Linked DNA regions of Homo sapiens: region 1 is linked to region 2. The links are chromatin contacts, found by Hi-C in ENCODE. All regions are on one chromosome and are shown on one strand. Each heading gives the region's core, a stretch centred on a gene start or an enhancer-like site at or near the end of the contact. The rest is flanking DNA. Distances are from core to core; before and after follow the strand shown. Region 1 holds the start of PLEKHA8 (pleckstrin homology domain containing A8). Region 2 has its middle 72 kb from the start of LINC03007.

What was found. Hi-C counts contacts between places; a loop is a spot of excess contacts on that map. Pooled maps may share reads with other maps.
Region 1: a loop to region 2 is called in a map of CD4-positive, alpha-beta memory T cell, with 18 times the contacts of the local background. The contact joins the promoter of PLEKHA8 here to the enhancer-like site in region 2. A Hi-C loop is called at or near these places in 2 of 168 maps with a recorded cell type or tissue (CD4-positive, alpha-beta memory T cell and naive thymus-derived CD4-positive, alpha-beta T cell), 2 of 37 single-sample maps with no recorded cell type and 14 of 50 pooled maps.

What each region holds. Positions count from the first base shown.
Region 1 is chr7:30,026,549-30,029,905 of GRCh38, forward strand. It overlaps PLEKHA8 (pleckstrin homology domain containing A8), which reads left to right and starts at 1,864. Exons shown (of 14, transcript NM_001197026.2): 1 at 1,864-2,254. The coding sequence starts at 2,215. It overlaps FKBP14-AS1 (FKBP14 antisense RNA 1), which reads left to right. Exons shown (of 3, transcript NR_187577.1): 3 at 1-693. It overlaps FKBP14 (FKBP prolyl isomerase 14), which reads right to left and starts at 154. Exons shown (of 4, transcript NM_017946.4): 1 at 1-154. RefSeq lists enhancers at 410-559, 2,466-2,585 and a silencer at 1,976-2,305.
Region 2 is chr7:25,860,480-25,863,826 of GRCh38, forward strand. No RefSeq gene overlaps it. Among named protein-coding and RNA genes, the nearest start is that of LINC03007, 72 kb to the left of the region's middle. RefSeq lists a silencer at 2,177-2,286. Within about 2 kb of position 1,857, at least 2 of the 41 ENCODE cell types and tissues checked have a DNase peak (open chromatin) inside an H3K27ac peak, as active enhancers do.

The DNA of each region.
Region 1 (3,357 bases), core at 614-3,113, 4.2 Mb after region 2:
AAGGTCCCTCGACTTCATAGATTTAAGAACGTAGTTCAAGGCTTACGGACAAGGGCTTCAGACAAGTTCAGGACTCCCCCTTCTTAGAAGACGTGGCACATTTACCACCAACTCTTTTCTCAAGGGTCACGAACCTACCTTTAAAGAGTTAAGCCCAAATGCCGGCCTGACTGGCTCTTATAACGCGGCCGCCTGGGAATAGCAGCCTCCCATTGGCTATTGGTGCTGTCCTTCAGGCAGCTCTCAAGCCAATGACGCTGCAACGATGGAATTTACAGCCCGGTAGAGCCGGGCAGCTGCCAAGCGGCGGATCATCCCTTGTGGTCCTAGAGCCCGGTGGATTTCAGCATTCAACCAGCGTGGATTTTGGGAGAGGGGCGGGGCGCAGAGCCAACCGGAAACTCCTCCGGCTGATTTATCTCTGTGAAGAACCCTGCTGAGAGACGTAGGAAGAGTCCCGGGGCCCTATGAAATCTTCGGGGTTCCAGGAAAGACTCGTTTACTCTCGCCGTTGGAGAGCGGCCCCCCAAGATGCCACAATCCTAGGATTTTGCTATTGCTTATAAACTGTAAAGACTGACATACTGCTTGAGGGTTCACAAAGCGCGTTCCCGTTGCATGAACCTCACTACACCCAGTAAGGCAGGTTCTTTTTTCCCATTTAAAAGAGAAGTAAATTTACACCAGGAGATATTAACTGTCCTGCTTAAGGTTGTTTGGCCCCGAAGCAAATGAGCTCTGCCTTCAAACCAGGTCTGATTCATTCCACAGCACCACGTCATGTTATGGCTGCTAATAATTTATCCCTTAAGTTACCTTACAGGGTAAATAATGAGTTTCGACTTGCAGACTTCCGCTTTAAAGAAGAAATGGTAATCATGGTTACGAATTACACAGCCTCATCGTAGTTTACATTTTCTAGTTTTACATTTTTTGCCTAAGTTCAAAAGTAATGCATGTTCATTGAAGTCATTTTGGAAGAAATTGGAAAGCACTAAAGTAAGATTTCCAGATAATATTGGGGAGTCGAATCAAGTTGGAATTTCAGATACATAACGAATAATGGTTTTGCATTTTTATTTACTAAATCAGGCAACTTTAAAGAAAAAGAAAGCTCGCCGATACCACCACCAGCCGCAAACAATCCTCTTAATATTTTGGTGCATGCTTCTGTGACATATACTTAAAGCGATTTAAATCGTATTGTAGTCTTTTCTCACCTCCTCTTTCCACTTAATCTGTAGTTAACATTTTTTCTGGTCTAATAACCTTAACACAGTGCATATCCGCACTCTATGTGCATAGGAATCCCCCTGAAGATCTTGTTTAAAATGCAGATTTTGATCTGGAGGTCTGGGGTGGGTGCAAGATTCTGCATTTCTAACAAGCTCTTAGGTGATGTCAGTGCTCCGGGTCAGTAGATCAACACTTCCATAGTGAGACCTTAGAGTCTGGACAACATCTGTTTACACTGGCCTCATAGTATTCTACCCTGAAATTCCAATAATCTCTTTACGCCCTGTTATTGGTTACCTCAAGTGTGTGAGATCAATTAGGCAGCTTTGGAACAAGAATAGGGACTAGAACTCAGGAGGTATCGTGAGAGGTCACGTAGACCCTCAAACGGCGGGCACCATTTACAGTCAGAACTGCGCTCCACACTTGTCTCAGGGGCCTCCCTCCTCCCGTCGCCTAGTCCGCAGTCCGCGTCTCGGGACTCAATTTCCCTGCGGGCCGTTCCCGCAAACTCCGCCCCGCCGCCGCTGCCGCGAAATCCCGGAGTGGATTTTGGGAAGGGGCGCGCGAGCGGCGCCCTGGGCATGCGCGAGCGCGTCCCGGGCCCGGCGAGTCGAGGGTTCAGGTGGTGCGCCGTGGCGCCGCCTGCGACCGGCAGCTCGTTCGCCGCACTTTGGAGGCTTCGGCTGCCCCTCCGACCCACGTAGGGCCCGGACCCGGGCCTCCTTGTGAACAGCGTGCCGGCTTCGCCCCACGGGTTCACCGGCTGGCTGGGCTTCAAGCGCCGAGGCCGCCGCAGTGACCCCGCCCCCGGGCCGAGGATGTGAGGCGGGCCGGGCGTCCCCACACCGGGCCCGGGCGCCGGGAGTGGGCGTCTGGGCAGCGCCAGGCGATGGCCCTGCTGCTGGTGCTCCTCGCCTCTTGGGGCCTGGGGCAGTGAGGGGGCCGGCGGGCGTGGGCCGAGTGGCCGCGGGCGCCATGGAGGGGGTGCTGTACAAGTGGACCAACTATCTGAGCGGTGAGTGGCCGTGCCGGGCCGGGGGCGCGCCGGGGGCCGGTCCTTTGTCTGCGCGGCTGGAGGGCGGTGTCTGGACCCGTCTTAGGGAGGGGGTCACGGCCCTTTCCTGAGGCCAGCGCGGAGCGGGAGTATTTCCCAAAGCAGTTCTCTCACGGGACCGTGTCGCCGTGCAGGACGACACGGCCCTCTCTTGGGGTTGGTTAAGAGCTGTGGCTGCCCTTTCGCTTCAAGGAAGGCTACAAAGACTGAGATTTTGGGTGACTTGAAAGGCACGGTGCTCTTGATGTCAGCGGGAGGAAGGCGCAGACGCCCCGCCGTGGGGTTCTCTGGGAATCTCTTGAATTTTGGCGAAGGAACCGTACTCCCTTGGCTCGCAGCTAGGTTGGAAGGTTTCAAAAGAATGCCAGCAGTAACCTGGAATTCCACAGCGGAAAGATCCTTTATCAAAGTCCTCAGTGCAAACACTTTCCCTTTGTCACCTTCAGAGTCATCTGCGTGCACACCAGGGTGTCAAGAGTCCCAACTCCACAGTTTCAAAGCTCTGCACAAGGTTTTTTATTTTCTCGTTGAGCATTTCCTTTTGTTTTACAGACTCAGAAATTACCGTTAAATGAATGCAAATATTTGCAACTTTCTTGCCGTGCCTTACAGATTGGCTTTAAAATAGTCCCCGCCCTTTTTTTCTAGTTTGTGGAGGTAAAAGCTTCATATCTTGAGAAGGTTGTAACTGTTCTACAGCTGTGAAAATTATTCAGAACGATCATTTTTGTCATGTGTGCAACTAGTATTTAATACAAGCCTACTATATGCTGGAAACTGTGCTAGCCACTTTTTTGGAAGTAAACTTTTTATCACAGAAAATGAATTAGGTCTTTAAAATTTTAAAGGCAGTGTGTTTGAAAGCAGAAATGTTCCCAGTATCCCTTAGAGTGGGTGAGAGACGTTTTCTTTCTTTTGTGGGATAGTTTTTAAAAGGTTGTAGTATGGTAATGCGCCGGGTGTTTTAAGAATGGGTGTGTGTGGGAGGATCAGTTGGCATACATAGTAACTTCGAGGAGGTCACACAGCACAGCCAAAGGTGCCCCTATTGGGCGTACCCAGAA
Region 2 (3,347 bases), core at 607-3,106:
GAAGGAGGAGTGCCGGCAAGGGAGCGCCCGCAGTCCTGCGGTACAGGGCTGGCGCAGCCTCTGAGTGCGTGTGTGAACTCTGCCAGGAAGCTGTGAGAGCCAGCCCAGGATTCAGTGACCCTGTTTCCCAACCCACAAGGACAAGTACATGGTTTTCTCTCTTATCAATTCCAGCCCCGCGCAACCAAGTGAAAGCAAATGCACTGGACCGCTTCGGAATTAAAATGAATTGCTAAAACCACGGACCGCTCTGTCCGGGGCCCAGACCTGTCTCAACTCGTGGTATTTACATTCCTAGAGCCCGTGCGGAGGAACACGTCGAGGCACGGGTGGCCGCAGCACCCGGCCTCCAGGCCTAGAGTGAAAAATTTTTTAAGATCTGGTTCTCTCCCCGCCGCCTCTGTGGAGGGACTTGGGGGCATTCATCAGTCTGCAATGTTTATTCATTGTTGTAGTACCGAGCTTTCCAAACGAATAGGAAACTTTTACATCCCTTCCTTACACAGATATTTATTATCTGTAGGAATATTTAAGGGGCTGTACTGGGCCGTTCACCTTTGACAGGGGCCGTCACCTCACACTCCAGTGTAATGGACCACACTGCGGCTGCATTTAATTTATTGGGGTGAGAAGTTGCTGCGGGAGGTTTCCAAAGGGGGTCTTTGTCACGAAGAGAGAGGCTCTGGTCCAACCCCGTAGGTGCTTAGAAGATTATATTTTGGCCTCGGAATAACACAACCGAACACAACTCAAAATATGAAAGACATTTCCTTAAGGTGTGGGTTCTGATACCGGAGTTCACAGATATTTAGGAGTCTATGGAGTGGCCTTAGGCGGTCAGGAACTCCCTGAAATGAAATGCTGCATTTTGGGTGGCGGTCATGTGGCTCCTTAACTTTTTTTTTTAAATTAAATTCTGAAAAGAGTCTGTGACTACTATCCACAGATGAAGAAAAAAAATCATTAAGAAGTCATAGTTGAAAATTACACCAAGGGCTCGGAAGTTTTGCACTGAGCCTGAATAGAGGAAACCTGAGAACTGGTATAATTAACAACCAAATAAGCATGATTTTTCACTTGCTTTAAGGCAAAAGATCAAAACGAGCATTACTGAAATCCTTTAAAAAGCCATGCTGTTGTGATAAACGCAAGAGAGCTCAGGGACCTGGCAACCGGCTACCTGGTGTTAATATCAATGCATTTTTAAACCAAAATGCTTCATGACTCAATTTTCCCTCTAAACTTCAAGGCAACCCAAGCTCTCTTAATATTGTCATTACCACGGCCCAGAGAGGGAACCCGATCCGATGTGGTTCTAAAACAAAATGGGATATTAACCGTGTTTGTTTTCACTTTGATCTATAGGAAATAGGTCCTGCACCCTGTGACCCATTAAACTAATAAGATTATACACATCAGCAGAGCGGAGGTTCTAATTGTTTCCATCTGTCCCAGATCTTTGCATTTTAAAATTGATGAAAATAAGACATGATTTACAAAAAACAAAATATATTGAGAGTGAAAATGTGACAAAAGTGAGCCCCTCGGACCACACATGCAACCAATTACTGAGAAAATAAATAGATGTATATGGTGTGGCGCTTTTGGAAGAAGAAAAACCGAAGCACGAAACATAATCATTGAATTGATCTGGGGGTACTCACTCATTTCATAAAGCTAACACTTGCTTGAAAACACCAGCCAATCAGAAGCGTTTCCGGAAGACACTCTACACCTCTCCGCCTCTTCATAAATATTTAAACCGCTTCTTTCTAGATTTGTCATTTAAATCTACTAGGGAATGTGCCTCAAGGGCTCATCTTTCACTGGGTCGCTCACACAGAGGTGGGGCGAGAGGGAGGAGGCGCATTAGCCCTGCGCTCTCATTTGCTTAAACGGCCTTCTTACGTCATCGTAAGCCTAAGCCAATCCGTGAAGTGCACTTTGACAAGCTACCCGCCCCTAATTTGTCCTTTCACCGCCAGCCTAAGCCAATAGTGTGGCTGCATGTAAATGAGAAACCGCGAGCATCTCCCCCCGCCCCCGGCTCCGCCCAATTTCCCACCTCTTCCCGGAGCGCACAGACGCCAGCTGAGTGGGAGGGGCCTAGCTGCGGGCGGAGCACGGAGGAGGAAGGGCACGAGGAAGAGGCGGAGCGGGCCGAGGCGCGCGGAGCTGGGTTTGCTGAGTGCTTCCTTCCTCGGCCCCACCTCCCGCCGGGCAGGATGCCGTTTGATCATTGGCTGGTTTAATAAAGAGGGCGTGTTTATTTTGCATAAATAGTGGGCGGGCACCCAGGGCTGCTTTGTAACTCGAGAACCCGGTGTCCCGCCTGTCTCCCGGGGGGTATGGGCGGGTCTCCCGCCAGCCTCGCCAGACTGAGCCAAGGGCCTGAAGGAAATAAATGGCTTTCTGAAAAAATTCGTCTTAATTCGCCCTTTTGAGAGAATTCTGTTTCTAAATGCATTTTTTTCGTTGGTTCTTACAAGTCGTTAAGAGTTGTAACATGAAATAAGTAGAGATCACCAATCTATCCGCCCCCAAATTAATTTTATTTTAATCTGTGTAAGGGCCACTGCTCCTGGCTGGCCGTGTGTGAAGCAAAATTTTTGTGCAATAAAAATTATTCCTTCACTAGAATTCATTTTTTCCTTTGCTATGAATTCCCTGTCTTCCTAATTTTCCACTAGCAGAGCTAGGGAGAGCCGAGTTGCACTGAAGCAGAGAAAGGATGGAAAATTCTTTCGAGCTAAGCATTTATGAATTGCTTATGAATGATGTATGTGTTAAAATTGTTTCCAACAGTAAAATGCCCCAGGGATACTCGGTTGACAGTTTTTTAATAAGAGAATTCTTCTTGTGATTGATTTGATCTTTTTTTTTCTTTTTTCTTCTTTTTTTTTTTACAAAAATTTTCCCTGTTTTAGGTCGAACTGAACATAGACGTACCTTTTCACGATTTATGAAATAAGATGTCAAGTGACAAATACCTGGAAAATGAAAGGATGAACACGATCTTCAGGAACCTAAGTTTTAAAACATATTGTCTGCGCGTTTATACTGGGTAACATTTTTACAGTTTTCAGAAAAGTTATTATGGTAGTTTGTTTGCTCCAAATTAAATTTGGAAGTCTTTGTTCCTTAATTTGGATTACATTTTAAAATCTGAGTTGTCAACAAGGCCGTTTCACGAAAAAAAAAGTAAGAAAGAATTACTTCTTTTGGCAGGCTATGGGCCTTTATTTAAACAGAAATTAAAATTCACAGCCAAAATTCTTTCTCTCTCCACTGGAAAACAAATTACACCTTTCCGATTCTGCAATTTCTGGGCCTCCAGCACAGAAATG